2 separate regions of the Homo sapiens genome follow, and region 2 is linked to region 1. A link is an interaction called in ENCODE POLR2A ChIA-PET data of the cell type or tissue named here. Cell type or tissue: PC-9. All regions are shown on one strand. Each heading gives the region's core, and the rest is flanking DNA. Links, peaks and the distances in the headings are about the cores only. Region 1 overlaps TRA2B (transformer 2 beta homolog). Region 2 overlaps MAP3K13 (mitogen-activated protein kinase kinase kinase 13).

Evidence for each region. Peaks named below come from ENCODE experiments on the same cell type or tissue, not always from the same donor. Only the 100,000 strongest peaks of a DNase experiment are listed, where the experiment ranks them.
Region 2: POLR2A ChIA-PET joins it to region 1 with 10 read pairs; 2 of 35 experiments call an interaction of 5 or more read pairs at or near these places.

The regions. Positions count from the first base shown.
Region 1 is chr3:185,907,744-185,917,487 of GRCh38, forward strand. It overlaps TRA2B (transformer 2 beta homolog), which reads right to left. Exons shown (of 9, transcript NM_004593.3): 9 at 6,815-9,744. Among named protein-coding and RNA genes, the nearest start is that of TRA2B, 25 kb to the right of the region's middle. In PC-9, for the core only: no CTCF peak of the experiment used is centred there; a DNase peak (open chromatin) is centred at 5,690; H3K27ac peaks cover 920 bases.
Region 2 is chr3:185,416,961-185,426,704 of GRCh38, forward strand. All of the region lies in intron 1 of MAP3K13 (mitogen-activated protein kinase kinase kinase 13), which reads left to right. It also overlaps the pseudogene RPL4P4. Among named protein-coding and RNA genes, the nearest start is that of MAP3K13, 59 kb to the left of the region's middle. In PC-9, for the core only: no CTCF peak of the experiment used is centred there; no DNase peak of the experiment used is centred there.

The DNA of each region.
Region 1 (9,744 bases), core at 1,483-9,482:
TCCTGAGTAGCTGGGACTACAGGTGTATACCACCACACCCGGCTAATTTTTGTATTTTTAGTAGAGACAGGGTTTCACCATGTTGGCCAGGGTGGTCTTGAACTCCTGATCTCAAGTGATCCGCCCACCTCGGCCTCCCAAAGTGCTGGGATTGCAGGCATGAGCCACCACGCCCAGCCTATTTCTTTCTTTTAAAAGACAGAGTTTCCTTATATTGCCCAGGCTGGTCTCGAACTACTGGGCTCAAGGGATCCTCCTGCCTCAGCCTTCCAAAGTGCTAGGATTACAGGTGTCAGCCACCACTCCTGGCCCTACTCTCTTAATAGTGTTTTTAGGTGACTGGAAGTGCTTAACAGCTTTATTAAGATGAAATCCGTCTGCTTAAAGTGCAAAATTCCATCGCTTTTAGTATATTTACAAAGTTAAGTGACCATCACTACAATCAGTTTTAGAATATTTTTCCTCAGGCCCAAAGTGACTGCCATACCTATTAGCAGTCACTTCCCCTTCCTCCTGCAAATTGCCGTGCCTAGGAAACTACTAGTCTACTTTCTCTGCATAGAACTCTCTGTTCTGCATATTTCATATATATTAAATCATGTAATATATGGTCTTTTGTGACTGGTTCCTTTCACTTAAAATGTTTTGAAGGTTCATTCATGTCAGCATGTATCATTACTTCATTCCTTTTTATTGCCAAATAATATTCCATTGTATAGATATATCACTTTATTTATTTATTTATTTATTTATTTATTTATTTATTGAGACGGAGTCTCGCTCTGTCGCCCAGTCCGGAGTGCAGTGGCGCGATCTCGGCTCACTGCAAGCTCTGCCTCCCAGGTTCACGCCATTCTCCTGCCTCAGCCTTTGGAGTAGCTGGGACTACAGGCGCCCGCCACCGCACCCGGCTAATTTTCTGTATTTTTAGTAGAGACGGGGTTTCACCATGTTAGCCAGGATGGTCTCGATCTCCTGGCCTTGTGATCCGCCCGTCTCATCCTCCTAAAGTGCTGTGATTACGGGCGTGAGCCACCGCGCCCGGCCCGGATATATCACATTTTATTAATCAATTCATCAGCTGAAGGAACATTTGGGGTGTTTCTGTTTTTCGGCTATCACTAATAATGCTGCTATGAACATCCACGTACAAATTTTTGTGTGAACCTATGTTTACGATTTTTTGGGTATAAACCCAGGAGTAGAATTGCTGAGTTGTATGGTAATTCTATGTTTAACTTTTACTTATTTATTATTTTTTTGAGACAGAATCTTGCTCTGTCTCCCAGGCTGGGGTGCAGTGGCATGATCTGGCTCACTGCAAACCCCGCCTCCCAGGTTCAAGTGATTCTCCTGCCTCAGCCTCCCGAGTAGCTGGGACTACAGGCACGCACCACCACGCCCTGCTAGGTTTCTTTTTTGTACTTTAGTAGAGATGGGGTTTCACCATGTTGGCCAGGCTGGTCTCGAACTCCTGGCCTCAAGTGATCCGCCTGCCTCAGCCTTCCAAAGTACTGGGATTAGAGGCTTCAGCTATCACCAGTAACTTCTATAAAGCTCAACAAAGGTAAAGTCAAGGGCAAATCTTCTCCCTCAAACCAACTTCTTTCTTTCTTCTCATTTTTAACAGGGCCACTGCGAGCGGCCAGGAGCCCAGGCTCGCAGTCAGCAACTCTTCCTTTCCCATTAACTCCCATAGTCTTTCACAAATTCCTATTTGTCCTTTTTTCCAAATGCCTCTTGCATTTTTTTGAAATGTAACAATTTATTGATCAATATAAATGAAATAAAATTTAGAATTTATTTCCAACTTTGCTATATTGCATAGTAACGAGACTCCATCTCAATAATTATGAATTTCCATATCTAAATCCAAAGATTCTTAGATTTGTAAGAATTTGGAAGTTATTTTCTATCCTCCCATTTTATAGAAAAGCAAACCAATGCCTGGAAAATTAGGCATATTTTAAACGGTCTTACATTAATTAATTGTAAAGAGAGTAATATAATGAAGTCTCCTGTCTTCTAGACAAGTGTATTTTTTTTTTATTTATTTAAGTTCTAGGGTACATGTGCACAACGTGCAGGTTTGTTACATATGTATATATGTTCCATGTTGGTGTACTGCATCCATTAACTCATTTACATTACGTATATCTCCTAATGCTACCCCTCCACCCTCCCCCAACCCCATGACAGGCCCCGGTGTATGATGTTCCCCTTCCTGTGTCCAAGTGTTCTCATTGTTCAGTTCCCACCTATGAGTGAGAACGTGTGGTGGTTTTTTGTCCTTGCAATAGTTTGCTGAGAATGATGGTTTCTAGCTTCATGCATGTCCCTACAGAGAACATGAACTCATCCGTTTTTATGGCTGCATAGTATTCCATGGTGTATATGTGCCACATTTTCTTAATCCAGTCTATCATTGATGGACATTTGGGTTGGTTCCAAGTCTTTGCTGTTGTGAATAGTACTACAATAAACATACATGTACATGTGTCTTTATAGCAGCATGATTTATAATCCTTTGGGTATATACAGTAATGGGATGGCGGGGTCAAATGGTATTTCTAATTCTAGATCCTTGAGGAATTACCACACTCTTCCACAATGGTTGAACTAGTTTACAGTCCCACCAACAGTGTAAAAGTGTTCCTATTTCTCCACATCCTCTTCAGCACCTTTGTTTCCTGACTTTTTAAAGATCGCCATTCTAACTGGTGTGAGATGGTATCTCATTGTGGTTTTGATTTGCATTTCTCTGATGGCCAGTGCATTTCTTACTTTTCTCTCACTCCCTCTGCCTTCATCCTAGGCCAGAGCCTGCCCCTGGGCTGGGCTCCCTATAGACCCTTTTCTAAATTATCGTTCTACTCCATTCATCTATTCCTTCATTCATCAGAAGAGCATCTGTGGAGCACTTAGTGCCAGACACTGCGCTAGACACTAGATGCACCCGTAACACAGACATGGTCCAGCTGGGGAGGCAGGTAATTGACAGGCAACTACAGTGTCTTGGGGTGAGTGTGATGATGGAGGAAGCCCTTAGCTGGGACCATAATCCAGATGGAGAGGCGTGTTAGGGGGGGGCCTACACACTCCTACTGGTTTCATTGTCCTAAACACTTTTATCCTGTTTCAACTAAAATTGGCTTTCTCTTACTTTTGTTCCTTTGGGTTCAAACTTTGTAGCCTGAGATTCTAAGGCCTTTCTGGTCAACCCAGGCCCATTCCCAGGACTCTCTAGCAGAAGAGGTAGTAGTAACAATGATAGTAATAATAGCACATCTTCATTAAGCTTATTTATCTTAAATAACAGGCCCTCTTCTAAGTACTTTTCTTAATGTTAACTCTTCACAACATTCTCTATGAAGGAGGTACAGGTACTATAATTAGCACCACTGACAGAAGGGAGTCATGAGTGCTAAAAGGCAGAATCTGGGTTCAAATCCAGGTGGCATGGCTTCCAGGCTGGCATGTGATGATGACACCATTGTGTATCAGTGTAACCTGGCCGTGTGGACCTCAGACTCTAAATCATACATCCTAAGTTCTCCCCAAAGACCTTTTTACTCCTGGTCCCCTCTCCCCTGAGAATGCCCTTCTCTTTCTTATCAAACCCTATAGAAGGCTTTATTTTCACTTTCTTGATGTTATCGTTTGCAGCACAAAGCTTTTTAAATTTTAATTAAGTATAATTTAGCAATATTTTTTATTAGTGTTTTCTGGTTATTGTTTAACCTAATTCCCTTTTCCAATTGTTTGTTTAGATTCCCGTCTTTGTTCTTGAAGATTTTAAAACCTAGTGATCCTTGATTATCTGTTCATATTTAAGAAAGAAACAGATTGTGGCCGGGCGCAGTGGCTCACGCCTGTAATCCCAGCACGTTGGGAGGCTGAGGCAGGTGGATCGCGAGGTCAGATTGAGACCATCCTGGCTAACACGGTGAAAACCCGTCTCTACTAAAAATACAAAAAATTAGCCGGGCATGGTGGTGGGCGCCTGTAGTTCCAGCTACTTGGGAGGCTGAGGGTGAATAGCAGAAACTCGGGGGGCGCAGGTTGCAGTGAGCCGAGATCACGCCATTGCACTCCAGCCTGGGAGACAGAGCGAGACTCCGTCTCAAAAAAATAAAAAATAAAAAAAACAGATTGTGAATGGAAGCCCGACGTGCAAGGGAAAGCTCATCAGCTGATGGGCTTCACTGGAGGGCAGAGCTTCCCAACCTTTTGTGCATCAAGGCATACACAGAAAATGACAATAGCGGTGAGGTACACTGGGGGTAAACTGGTGGTGATTTGGGTACCCATAATGGACTTAGTAAAAAACTCCTGCAGGGCTGAGCCCGATGGCTCACGACTGTAACCCCAGCACTTTGGGAGGCTGAGGTGGCATCAGCTGAGGTCAGGAGTTCGAGACCAGCCTGGCCAACATGGAGAAACCCCCATCTCTACTAAAAATACAAAATTAGCCAGGCGTTGTGGCTCATGCCTGTAATCCCAGCTACCTGGGAAGCTAAGGCAGGAGAATTGCTTGAATCCGGGATGCAGAGGTTGCAGTGAGCTGAGATCATGCCACTCTCTCTAGCTGGGGAAACAGAGTGAGACTCCATCTCAAAAAAAAAGAACACAAAAAACACAAAAAACCCAAAACAACAAAACCCCTGCAGTTTCTTTACATAAAATAATTGAGGAAAATGTAATAAAATATAAGCTATTAGTAACAATATTAAAACATTTAATTAAAATAAATTCTTTGAAATCTTCCACAAACACTTTTCAAAAATTTTAGTGAGAAACTTGAGCTTGATTCCACTAATTTAACAGGTTTGATGGTTAAGCTAGTTACATGTAATTCCTAAGTATTTTTAAAAACAATCTCTTCGGCCGGGCCCAGTGGCTCACGGCTGTAATCCCAGCACTTTGGGAGGCTGAGGCAGGCAGATCCCGAGGTCAGGAGTTCAAGAACAGCCGGGCCAACATGGCGAAAACCTGCCTCTATTAAAAACACAAAATTTAGCTCAGCGTGGTGGCGGGCACCTGTAATCCCAGCTTCTCAGGAGGCTGAGGCAGGAGAATCACTTGAACCCGGGAGACAGGTTGCAGCGAGCTGAGATCATGTCACTGCACTCCAGCCAGGGTAACAGAGCAAGATTCCGTCTCAAAAAAAAAAAAAAAATAGCTGGACCTGTAGTTCCCTATTTTGGAGACTAAAATGGAAGGATCACTTGAGCCCACAAGTTTAAGCCTACAGTTTAGCTGTGATCACACCACCGTACTCCAGCCTGGGGGACAGAGTGAGATCCTGTCTCAAAACAAAATCAATAAAAGCAGTATGTATAGTTGCTATCAACTATATAGAAATGGTTTTCTCCAGGTGAACTCTGGTACAGAAGCCAAGTCACATGGTACAATACAGGTATGGATATAAGGTCCCATAAAGGAATGACTAGAAACCAAATCCACAGAATGTTATTTTCAGTGAGAACAAATTACTGTCCCCCCTCACAAGGAAACTTAGTATTGCAGTTATTCCCATCAAAGTATATTTCACATTGGAGCTCAGTTGTGGTAATGTTTAAACTTGAGTGGATACTCATGTTGAAGATATGTTCATTGCCTTTGCTGTTACCAATCTATCCTGCTGCTCCAACCCTTTAACCACGAAGATGATTAGATATTGATCTGTCCAGAAGATACCTGTAAACTCATGCCTATTTCTCCAGACGAAGACAATGAGCCAAGTTTTTCTTCTCGAGGTCTTACAGTCCTTGTTCTCCTGTAATCCTCTATACCCAGCTGAGCACATCTTTTGACTGGGAGCTGCCTTAACAGCCCGTTGGTAAGAAGCCTTCCCAATAACGGGTAACACAAAACTTTTATATTATGTGTATCCGTTAAAATAAAACCTATTTAATACATCAAAGTGGCTCACAATCTTCATCTCCATCATCTTCATGTTGAGTAGGCTGAGGGGGTGGGGGTGCTGGTCTTGCTGCCTCAGGGGTGGCAGAGGCAGAAAATTCCTGTAAGGAGACCCACACAGTTCAAACCCATGATGTTGGTCAACTGTTATTTTTGGTAAGTTTGGGTATTTATCTTTCTACAACAGTTCAATAGTTACAGGTGTCTTTGGCAAAAAGACTATTATTTCTGTGAACCTAGTATCTAGTTAACTACAGCTTGAAATTCCTGCCAGATCCCTTCACACACATTTTATCTTGCTCCTTTATTAACCCTGCCAACTTCACCTTCTAAGGGCTAACAGTGATTACCTGGTCTTGGCTGGGAATGGGTGGCTCACGCCTGTAACCTCAGCACTTTGGGAGGCCGAGGTGGGTGAATCACCCGAGGTCAGTAGTTCGAGACCAGCCTGACCAACACGGTCAAACCCTGTCTCTACTAAAAATACAAAAATTAGCCGGGCGTGGTGGTGCACGTCTGTAATCTCAGCTACTTGGGAGGCCGAGGCAGGAGAACCGCTTGAACCTGGGAAGTGGAGGATGCAGTGAGCTGAGATCGTGCCACTGTACTCCAACCTGGGCAACAGGAGTGAAACTGTCTCAAAAAACCACACACACACACACACACACACACACACCAACGAACCCCCCCCCCCACCAAAAAACAGTGATTAACTGGTCTCTTAGTACTAACGTGGGATCCCATTTCAATTCATCTCCTCTTGCCAGGCCAGTAAAGCTCTTGAAATAGTTTTAACTTCATCAACTGATTACTCATGGGGAGAAGGGATTATTTTGGGTCTTGTCTTGCTAGTAAGGGACAGAGTGAGTGGAATAGAACCAATCCAGTATTCTTGTCACTTTTAAGTCTTTACATTATATATTAAAGATTACACATAATAATCCTTTACACTATATACAATAATCCTTTACATTACTGTAGTAGCATTCTGGCTTTTTGATGACATTTGGCATAAGCTAGCATTAAGTCCAATCCTACAAGAGCCAATCAAAATCCACTGAGATGGCATGCTGAAGGAATATTGGAGGCGTGTCCACTGCTAATAAATCCAGCCTAATCCATCCTCAAAATTTCCATATAATTTACAGAAATTTTGATAATGCAAACCAAATCTTTTTATTTCTTCTCGGTGAAACTTCTAATTCTCAATTTCTCCTCCTGGGCCTTGCAGAATTGGAATCCTAGTCAATGGTGTAAGAGGGCTAAGAGCTATTAGTTTTATCTTAAGGCATATATTCCTTATGTAGGGGCAACAATGTAAACATTGCAGACCTTGAGCATTCTCTAACATGTAGTTAGATTTCCATAAGGAAATGTGCAAGCTAGATCCCTCTCAAGCGCACTTCACAATAGGATTCCTGCTATGAAAATCTGCTGTTGCTGATCTGACAGGCGGCGGAGCTCAGGCAATCCATGGCCAGGAGATCGGAAACCCCTGCTCCCAGGTCTACAAATCTTTTGACACAGCCTTATTTCCACTTGCTGGGACCCTGTTGATTTCCTGAGAAGTTTCACAAAAGCCTAGTATAAAACTATTTAACTTAGCAATCTTCCAAATGAACTTTACATTTGGTTTTAGTAGTCTCAGCCCTACAGCTATAAGAAATGGATTGTTTGTATTGGCATATAAAAGCCTCCAAGTCCCTTTGCCTTGAGGCAGTAACTTTAAGACTCAAATTTATCCTTTCCCATGGCTTTTGTCTGATTCAGCTGCCCATGGCAGCAGTTACCTAGGGGTTACCTACGGGTAACTGCTGCCTCCCTTTCATGAAACTGGCGACTAGCATTACAGCACATCAAAAGACTACCACTTTGTCTCACTACTTCTCAGTCTATCTCAACTTGGTAAAATTCCAAATTTTCCTCAGTCTTTTGCCTGTTAACACTCTTTGTAGCCATGTCAAATGGCTAAAATTCTTTCAAATCTAAAAGCCAGAAAACAACTCAAACTAGCCTAAAAAAGGAAACTTTCAATCAGCAGGATAAAGGATGGCTACACAACTAAAGGGCTAAAACTCAGGCTTTAGGATAGAAACCGAGGGTTATGTTCGAGATTATCAGGAGTGTGAACTCGCAAGCCATCAGTTAACTGATGGGGAGAGGTTTGGTTGGGGAGAAAATGGTGGAGAATGTAGTTACTTCAGGAAAGGATGCCTGTATATACTACCACGATAAAACCAGGTTTCTCAGCCTTTAATGTATCCATCCATAACACAACCCCCTCTGGGACCACACCCTAAAACTCAACTTTATATATAAATACTACAAATTCTTGTTTCAAAACTCATTGAGAACAATTTGAAATAACCCATCAGGCATATACTAAGTTGTTTCCACATGCTTATCAGAAACAAACCTAAGGGTAGTTCTCTAAGCATATTAATTTACCACAAGTTGGCAAACACTGAAAACACCCTGGACAGTAAGTTTTACAAATTAAGACCTGCCAATACTGCCTATGCTCCATTACTGGTATTTTCCATCACCCAGGTACCCAGATTTGAGACATCATGATCAAGAGAACTGTGGACTAAGATCACCTAGGTTCAATTCAGATCGTGGCATTGCCACTTAAACAGCTATTTGAACTAAGGTAAGTTACTCTACATCATTTCATTGCTAAAGATTATATGTAAAGTTCTTCCCAAAGTACCTGAAACATACTAATACCTAGATGCGATAAAGGTTAGCAAGGCAACAAAATAACCCACCTGTAGCAACATCCCTACAATTGGTCATGAAAATTACTTAAATGCAAAATAATAAGAACATGTATTAAAGTACCCGCAGTCTAGTTATTTACTGTAACTCCATCCCCAAATGGAGATCACTCTAATACCTAGTTATGCACTCTGAATTTTCCAGGAATACAGAAATTCATCCCCCCCTCAACCCAGCCCAAAATAGCAAAGATACACCTCAGCCCAAGGAACACACTGCCCTAACGATTAAACTACAGAAGAACTCTAATTATAATAGAACAAGAACACTTCTTTGTGAACAGCTGCACCAACATTTTTCTTTTCATTTGCGTTTATTTAAACACAGTTCTCAAAACATTTGAGTGAAATTGGGCCTCCTTTGGTAAGCAAAGGACCTGAAAATAATATTTAAAAAATGAACAGGCAAAGTCTTCAGTTCATCCATGACAGGTATAGTGTTCCCTTATCATGTACTTTGAAGCACCCGGTTTTTTCATATAGTCTAAAAGCTAGAAGAACAAGAGTGTATTTGTGGTGGAATGTATTGTCACTTGCTGATAACTAGTTGAAATACCATTATCCCCTTGTAACACCTTTAAGAAACAGCCTTTTAAGGCATACACTGTGTAACTCTTCGTATTTCCTGCTATACATATTACAGATTACATAAAAGCCGACAAATCCACATTGATATAAGCATTAAGCACTGGCTGTATTTTAAGATTTTTAGTTCTAATACTAGCAGTACAGAGTTACAGAGCATAATTTTAAACACTTAGTTGCAGGTATATAAGTATGGTATGTTTCATGGACTGGAGGAAAACGGGCATTTGTCTTTAAATTTACTACTGACAATCTGAATAGTTCTGCTAAGCATTGATATGTTAGAAAGAAAAGTAAAAATCAAACTGTTTATTGTTGCTTTTTGCCATTTGGTAGCATTTTACACAGGCTTCGATCTTCAGAATACCCTGGATTCAGTAGAAAAACCTTTTAAATGAAGTTTTGTACAATAGAAACTTCTCAGCAGTCAAAATTTAGACTGTAAAAAAATACA
Region 2 (9,744 bases), core at 1,091-9,090, 490 kb before region 1:
TTTCTTTTAAATTTTGGGTTTAATAATAATTTTTAAACCATTTCAATTCTTGTTCTCCTAAACTATGTATCTTAGGAGAGTCCTAGAGTTCCAAAAAAGAGAGGAAATGGTTACAAAATAAAAGGAAAAGAAAAGAAGGAAAGAGACTAGCATTTAATGAATGCTTACTGTATACTTAGCATCTTGTCAGGGACCAACTTAAGTTCATAGTTCCACATATTCTGTAATCTTCCTTTTTAAAAAAATAGGGTATTTCTTTATCTTCTACTTTTCCATGAACAACTGTCTTGCTCATAGTTCCTGAAGATAATTATTTACCAAAGGTTGTTTTTGTAATCCTAAATGCAAGAGTTTTGATGCCTTCACATGTAATTCATCTGGACCTTAGAACTTGGAAATAATCAAAACACTGATATATGTTCTTTTCTTTTCTTTTCTTTTCTTTTTTTCCTCACTGCCTGTATAATCAGGTCTTTATTCAAAAGAAGCTGTCCAAAATGATTTGACCTTTATGGAATAATCAAATTTAAGAGTTTATGCAGCAGGCTTCTTTTCCTCTGTAGTAGGTTTCTTTTCTGCAGGCTTCTTTTCAGGGGCTGGTTTCTTGGTAGCTGCTGCCTTTTTTCCCACCAGAGGCTTCTTCTGCTTCTTAACACCAACAGCAGCCTTCTTTCCTTTCTTACCTACCACAGGCTTCTTGCCTGCAACCGCCGCCTTTTCATCTGATTTGGCTGGTAGTGCTGCTGCTGCAGCAGCTGCCTTATCCACCCGGAGCTTGTGATTCCTGGCCTGGCGAAGAATGGTGTTCCGGCGCATGGTCTTTGCATATGGGTTTAGCTTCAACATGATTCTCAAGTTTTTCAGTGGGTTCTTCTTTAGGACTCTGCGATGAATCTTCTTGCGTGGTGCTCAAAGGGCTCTTTGGATCTCTGGGCTTTTCAAGATTCTGCTAAGATCTGTATTAATCAACTTGTGCATGGGAAGATTGTAGTTACTCTTGAGGGAAGCGGCTTTACGCCAAGTGCCATACAATTCATCTAACTTCCGGAAAGCACTTTCAGTCCAAATGCAGAAACGTCCCACATGCCCACCAGGAGCAAGCTTCAAAATGTTCAGCTTGCTTACATTAAGCAGAGTAATTCCAGGGATGTTTCTGAAGGCCTTGATGATACCATTATCCTCATTATAGATGATGCACAGGCCCCTGCGCTGGATACGGCGACGGTTTCTCATTTTGCCTTTGCCAGCTCTCATTCGCTGAGAGGCATAGACCTTTTCGATATCATTCCAGGCTTTAAGTTTCTTAAGGAGCAAAACAGCTTCCTTGGTCTTCTTGTAGCCTTCAACTTTATCTTCAAATACCAAAGGAAGTTCAGGAACTTCCTCAATACGATGACCTTTAGACATGACCAGTGCTGGTAGGGCTGAGGCAGCCAGGGCAGAACAGATGGCATATCGTTTTTGGGTTGTGTTCACTCTACGATGCCAACGGCGCCAGGTTTTGGTTGGTGCAAACCTTCGGCCTCCACGACACATGTTTCCAAAAGCACCCTGGCCAGAGCGGTGAGTCCCACCACCTCGAACTCTGGGAATTCGAGCCATAGCTCTGCCAGTACCCCAAGACTCAGCACTGGTCTGATGACCTGCTAATTCACTGGCAGCGTAGGGCTGTCTGTTGTTTTTGCGCAAGTTGGTGTGAACAAAGTTCACAATATCTGGTCGAATAGGAGCCTTGAATACAGCAGGCTAAGTGACATTTTTGCCAGATGACTCCCCCTTTTCGGAGTACACCGATATCATTGGGCGAGCACACGCCATGGCGGAGAGAGGAGACAGCCACGCTCCTCTCAGCCCGGCTGCTGCCACAGGAAAAGCATGTTCTTGTCTTTTCATCTGTTTTGGGTTTCAGTTCTCTTAATCATGATCATTCTGCCTTTTCTAGAATCAAATGTGAATCTCATTAGTAGAAAAGGTAAAAACAAAATAGGAGTCATTAACTTTTGTTTGCTCATTGTCGTCTTTTTAAGTTCACTTTTATTTTCATTTTGAATTTATAATTCTTTTTTTTTTTTTTGAGACAGAGTCTCACTCTGTCACCCAGGCTGGAGTGCAGTGGCGTGATCTTGGCTCACTGCAACCTCTGCCTCCCGGGTTAAAGCAATTCTCCTGCCTCAGCCTCCTGAGTAGCTGGGACTACAGGTGTGCTAATTTTTGTATTTTTAGTAGAGCTGGGGTTTCACCATGTTGGCCAGGCTGGTCTCGAACTCCTGACCTCAGGGGATCCTTCCACCTTGGCCTCCCAAAATGTTGGGATTACAGGCGTGAGCCAGCACATCCGGCCTATAGTTCTTTTTATGCCTGTTTGCAAGCCTCAGCACACAGTGACAATTAGCTTTCCTGACAGTATCCTTAACATTTCACATCATTTTTCATATCTGAAAATATAGTGAAGTGGGCCCATTAATCTGTGCGTTTAAAGCAACAAGGATTTGTATTGAAAACCTCTGATTAAACAAATAATGCATGCTAATGGTAGAAATTTGGAAAAATATAGAAAACTTCAAAGAACAACAGTAATAACCACTGTTGACCTTTTAAACATAATTTCTTAAAATGCTTACTTAATTATACACATTTTAAATTTTTATGCCTATTAATATTTATATATTTAAAGGTACATATATGTCTGTATCTTATTTTTAAAACATTTAAAGTTACTGATTTTATCATTCATATGGCAGCTGGATTTAGGTCAGAAAATGTTGAATATTAATACTTAAAATACCATATATTATTTATTAAAGATTTATGGAGATAGCATTTATGATATGATTTATGGATAAATCATTCCTTTGGTCAAGATGTTTCACCTTTGACTTAAGGCATTTTTGAAGCCTCACAAGTTTCTATTTCTTGATAAATTTATAGACTACTACTCTGAAAATGAAGTATCTTTATTCATTTTAAAGCCTACAATAAACTTATTTTAACTGTAATCACAGTTGCATTTATAGGTACTGGTATTCAAAAGGTAATTTGTCACCATGGAGAATTTGCTTCTTTGTAATTTTTATTTTTTTGATGTCTCCAGCATACTTCAAGATTATTAAACATTCATAATCTTAACCGAAAATATAGGTACATGGTAAACATGGAATCAATATTTTTGAATGCATAATTGTTTCATGAAATATTATAAAGAAGATGAAAAGAGGTAGGTCAGTGGATTTTGTCGATTTGAGTTTTTATTGTTCCTTCAAATAGGCGTTTCAGGAGATGGTCCACAGTTAAGAGAGTAAGTAGGGATAAAGGCACGATTGTAGGCCATTCTTTTTACCTGATTTGAAGTCACATACTTCTAATCACACAACTCCATTCGAAGAAGCTAGCTAATGTTTTCAAAGTTCAAATTAAGATCTGGGTGACAGACCTCTATCCTGGAAAGATCATTTTATGTTATTACTATGCACAAGTAAAGTAATCTAAGTTTTAAAATGGGATTGATGCTCCTAGAAGCAGAAATTATTTTATGTTCTCAACTGCTATATGAATTTTAGAGAAATGACCAGAAGACTAAGATGGCAGTGTTGTATTCATTTTTAAAGATAGGCAAGAAGACGCCAAGTAAAGAGAAGATAGCTTAGAAAGAGCTCAGTGTCAATCAATAAATCTTGTAGCAATAATGCTTACTTTAATTTTTTATTCAATTTTAGTCACATCAAAAACTTTGTGGGGCTAAATTGTCCAAAATCTTTGATTTATTCATATTTATGATATAAAATTTAAAATCTGATCATTATAAAAATCCTCAATTAGTAACATGGGAAAAATTGTATTCTATGATAGAAATCCAAGAATTTAAGGGCCATTTGGCCACATTACCTCCTCCATTCCTCTTTCTCTCTACATTGCATCCTGGGATCTTGGCACAAAACCAAGGTAATTTCCAGAAATTGGCAGTGCCCTGCCAAATGCACAGCTGCTGCTGTCTCCAACTCTTGCCTACTAATTTTGCACAAACCACTTCCTCCTCTTGGGGCCAAGAAACTCAGAAGGTAGGGAAAGTGTTCCTCAAGGGCAGATACGGGAGCACTTCCTGCACCCTTTGCGGATCGGGACCTGTTGTAAGGGCGGCAGTAGCATCACCTCACCTACAGACCTTCCCGGAGTACTTTCTTTTTCTTTTTTCTTTTCTTTTCTTTTCTTTTTTTGTTTTGTTTTGTTTTGTTTGTTTGTTTTTGTTTTGTTTTCGAGGCGGAGTCTCCCTCTATTGCCCAGGCTGAAGTGCAGTGGCAGCATCTCGGTTCACTGCATTCTCCACCTCCTGCCTGGGTTCAAGCAATTCTCCTGCCTCAGCCTCCCGAGTAGCTGGAATTACAGGCGCCTGCCACCATGCCCAGCTAATTTTTTGTAGTTTAGTAGAGATGGGGTTTCACCATGTTGAGCAGGCTGATCTCGAACTCCTGACCTCAGGTGATCTGCCTGCCTCAGCCTCCCAAAGTGCTGGGATTACAGGCATGAGCCACCGCACCTGGCTCCCATAGTACTTTCTTTTGATAAGGGTGCCATTCCAAACTTGCCCTTTATCCCTCCAATGTTCCTTGTCTTTTTCCCTTTGACTCTCAACATTCAAAAATCTTGCCCCACTTCCTTTCTGTCTCCTTCTAATTTATACTAGTTTTGATTTCTTATGAATTGAAAGGACCAAACAATCAGTTCCCATGAGGGTACCTGAGCCAGATTTGCACAGGGAGAGAGGAACTGAGAGGGCAGAAGACAGCCAGAGATAGTGGAACCACCTGTGTTCCCGCAGTTTCCACCTAACAGTCTCTTCACTGTGCAGTGGCAGCGTGTGGGTGTGCATACAAACACAGGTAAAACTTAGGTATTTTTAGCTTCCTACACTCTTCTTAAATGTAGAGTCAGCTCTGATCATATTTGAATATAGCCATGGTGATGATTTTTCTTTCCCTTTGTTCTTGTACCTCTCTATTTCTCTGCCTTTGTTGGGACCCGTTGGACTAGATATTCTTGGTGAGCATGAGGGAAGCCTATTTGACTACACATCTTTATACACCCTTGAGGTTTACCTCACCTCTGCCTACTCTGAGAGCAGTCAGTGGGTAGCCTCCTGCTGGCCTGTGGATAGGCGCAGGGTCACCCCGCTAGGTAGGCACTAGTGTTTCCTTGGGAATAGTTTTAGTGCATCTAGAATAGCACTGGGACTTGCTATTGTTTTTGTCATCAGTGGCCATGATACCACGGCTATTTGTTTCTCTTCAAATAAACAAACAACCATGCTAGTGGAAGGAGCTGGGCTGAGGAAGGAGGACTCATCTCAGCTCTGCCACTGGTCAGATGTTATATTAAGCAAGTCGACAATCTCTCTGAAATTTGATTCTCATATGTGAAATAAGTAGGTTGAACCATATTCCTTGATTGTCCTGTTTTCCCCTGATCTCTTAAATATCAAACGCGTATGATGACTGTGATTAGACTCATTCTCATGCCAATGGGAACAGGTCCACTTTACATTCATCCTTAACCTGTTAGAGATAGGAAAAAAATTACAAAACAAACATGTGTTTTTCTAACTTTCTGTGTATGAGCCCATCCTAACATTATGTATTGGGCAGAAGTTCGGGATAAAAAATTGACAAAGTAGAAATTTACGAGGAATTAATATAAAGTCTGATAGTTTGATTCAAAAAAATAAATCACACAAGTAAGTGTTTGGCTGAAATTCACATATATATTTGGGTATGCAATTCATGTGAGCCAATAGCACGTAAGACTTGTGCTGTATAGCAGGGGTTCCCAACCTCCAGGCCATGGTCTGGTACCAGTCTGTGGCCTGTTAGGAACTGGGCGGAACAGCAGGAGGTGAGCAGCAGGTGGGTGAGCGAGCAGAGCTTCCTCTGTGTTTACAGCCACTCCCTGTCACTTGCATTACCACCTGAGCTCCACCTCCTGTCAGATCCATGGGGCATTAGATTCTCATGGGAGCACAAACCCTATTGTGAACTGTGCATGCGAGGGATCTAGGGATCTAGGTTATGTGCCCTTTATGAGAATCTAATGACTAATGATCTGTCACTGTCCCCCATCACCCCCAGATAGGACTGTCTAGTTGCAGGAAAACAAGCTCAGGGCTCCCACTGATTCTACATTATAGTGAGTTGTAGAATTACTTCATTATGTATTACAATGTAATTATAATAGAAATAAAGTACACAATACATGTAATGCACTTGAACCATCTTGAAACCATCCCCCCTGCCTGGTCCGTGGAAGTAGTGTCTTCCACAAAACTGGTCCCTGGTGCCAAAGAGGTTGGGGACTGCTGCTGTATAGGATAACCAAGAGTCCTGGCAGCCAAGGCAGACCGGAAGTAACTGCTGAGTCACTGGCTAGGTCAGATAGTATGAAATCAGCAGTCTTAAAAGAGATGAGGCAGGGCAAGGTCAGAGAGGCCAAAGGCAGGAGACAGCTCAAGGTTGTGGCAGGTGATCAGCCAGAAAGTATAATGAGGAGATCAGTAATGTCAAAGCTCAGAGATGAGCACGAAAAGAACAGGGGAGGGGAGGCTGGAGTGGGTGGAATGGTGTCTGTAACAAAGGGCTCCAGTTTTTCTTCTTTCTTCCCCCTGCCCCAACCTTATATTCCCAGGGAGCTTCTCAAGGCCTAGATTTCTCCATACCCTATAATTTAAGTGCCTCTTAACCTAACCCCGTCCAGTTAAAGTGATCTCTCTGGTTTGTTAGGAGGGAAGAATCACCTGCACTGTATCGTAAGCTTTCAGAGCCCACGTGTGGCAGCAGGAGTTACCCTTGCTGCACACTGCTCCCCCACATTAGCCACTGCTGTTTCTGGGTCAGCAGCCCCATCACGCACGCTCTGGTCATTCCCGCTTCCCTGCCTCTGCCAGTGCTCTTGTTCGCCCCTGATTTCCTTCCGTCTGTCACACGCCTTACCTTTAAAGGTCCATCTCAAATCCTACCTCTTTTAGCATTGTTCCCATCTCTCTTGGCTCTGTAGAACGGAATATGGCTCACTTGTCATGGGGGATGATGGCAGGAGGTTATTCCTTCAGTGTAATTATTAGTTCCGTAAGTAGTCTGTGAGCTTCAACAGGATAGGAACCATGTCTTCAGAGATTGCCTGGTACAGGAGAGAATGTCATGATTAGGGAAAATAACCCGGTATTTCATCCCGGCTCTGTGACCTTTAGCATCTACCTCTTTGTAGGCCTTCATTTCCTTCCATGAAAAATAGGGATAATCATTCTGTGTTCTGGATTCCTTACCTAGGGATCAAAAACTTAGATCAAATGATCACAGATAACAGCATTTTTTAACCTGGAAAGCACTCTATGAAAGTGAGGAGTCATAAAATGTTCCATCGTGTTGTAAAAAAGGCAAAGGATTTGGGGAATCTGAACTTTGAGCTAGATTTTAATTCCTGCTCTATTACTTACTGAGTATATTACTTTAGAGAAATTTCTTCTCTTGTGAAATAGAAATGACATTATTACAAGGATTATGGTGCTGGAGCTGGCTTATACACCAGCTTTTAAGAGCCAATTGTCAAATATTTAGAAACTTTGCAAGCAAGTTGTTAAACTTTTATTAGCTTGAAATCTGCTGTGGTGGGAATATTTACACCAGGGAAATGAGCAAACACTACAAACCAGATTGCTGTTGTTTTGGAAAGAGCTGATTTACCAGTATATTGCTGATTATGTAAACAGCCTTCTGTAAATTGTAAAGCACTTTGTCTTACTTATTATTAAAAATAGTAATGGTAACAGTAACGTTCTATATCCACAGAATCTAGGCTAGTGCATGGCACAATTCTCAGTATATATTCTTTTTTCTTTTTTGAGACAGGGCCTTGCTCTGTTGCCCAGCCTGGAGTACAGTGGCACAAACACAGCTCACTGCAGCCTCGATTTCCTGGGCTAAAGTGATTCTCCCACCTCAGCCTTCCACCCAAGTAGCTGACACTACAGGCGTATGCCACCATGCTTAGCTAATTTTTGTATTTTCTGTAATTTCTGTATTTTTTGTAATGTTTGTATTTTTTGTACTTTTTGCCATGTTGTGCAGGCTGAGTATATATTCAATAAACACATTTTGAATTTAGCTTTATGATTTGGAAACTTCTGCCCCTGTGATAAATGAGCCCCATCTTTATCTTTCTTCCAATCTCTCTCTACAAAGTGTCTTTTTAAAATCAGATAGCATCAGTAAAAGCCTAGCTCCCTAGCTCAGTGCATGATGCATAGTAGGCCTTAAATTCTGTATGTCCATAGTTGAGCTAATCGTCTTCTTTCCCAACCTTTCTTTCTGGCATTTCATATCTCAGTTATTGACATTGTCTGTCTATTCATTATTCCAAATAAGTGATTTGAAAAGTCTTCCTCTCCCCTTTTTCTTTACCCACATCCATGTCTAATCAATTACTAGATCTTACTAATTCTACCTCTTAAATCTTTCCTGTTCTCTTCACTGCCATTGCTAACTGACTTATTCAGGTCCAAGTCATTTCTTTTTGAACTGTACCTTCTAACTGGACCTTTAGTCTTTCCCTTTGAATCTAACCTCTACTTCTATAGACGTGATTTTAATTTATCTGACCAGATTACTCCCTTGCTTAAAATTCCTTAATGGCTCTCTGTTGTCATGAGGATAAAACCCCAAAGATTTAGCTTGTCATACAGGCCTACCATAATCTAGCCTTTGCCTACTTTTTCTAAGAGTTATCTCCTGCTGTTTCCCCATACTACCTGGAATGCCTAGTCTTTCTTTCCTAGTGACCATTAATTCACCCCTCAAGACTCAATTCAAGCAAAACTTCTTCTTATAACATCTCTAGACACATTTTATATTTATTTTTCTGAGCTCCCATTGCATCTTTTACATATCTTTGTCCCATATCTAACTATGTGGCCGTTATCTATCGGTCTTTCCTTCTGGATTGTGATTTCCCAAAGGGTAGGAACCTATGGACCATTTACTAATGCCTAACACACTGCATACCATGTAATAGGAGCTCAGTGAATGAATAAGAATTCAGAGGAAAGGATATTTTCCTCTCCCTCTCCCTCTCCCTCTTCTCCTTCTTCTTCTTCTTCTTCTGATGGAGTCTCACGCTGTCGCCCAGGCTAGAGTGTAGTAGCGCAATCTTGGCTCACTGCAACCTCCGCTTGCTGGGTTCGAGCAATTCTCCTGCCTCAGCCTCCTGAGTAGCTGGGACTACAGGCATGCACCACCATGCCCGGCTAATTTTTTGTATTTTTAGTAGAGATGGGGTTTCACCATGCTGGCCAGACTGGTCTCGAACTCCTGACCTCATGATCTGCCCACCTTGGCCTCCGAAAGTTTTGGGATTACAGGCGTGAGCTACCACGCCAGCCAAGGATACGATGTTTTCATTGGTTCACTAATACAAGCTATTCATGGGATATGGTAATGAATAAAAGGCTTAAAATTTAGGTCTCAGTTATGAAGATAAGAAAATAATAAAATTGAGAGGGTCTATTTTAATCCATAATCCGCAATATAAGATACTATGGCTCCCCATCACCTTCAGTATAAAATCTCAAACTCAGCCTGGCATGCAAAGCTCCTTATAGTCTAGTCCCTACCTATCTGTCCATTCATGTCTTTCTGCATGCACTTATATATAGCCTACATTCCAGCCACTTTGGATTTCTCATCTGTTCTATAGTCTTTCAAGCTT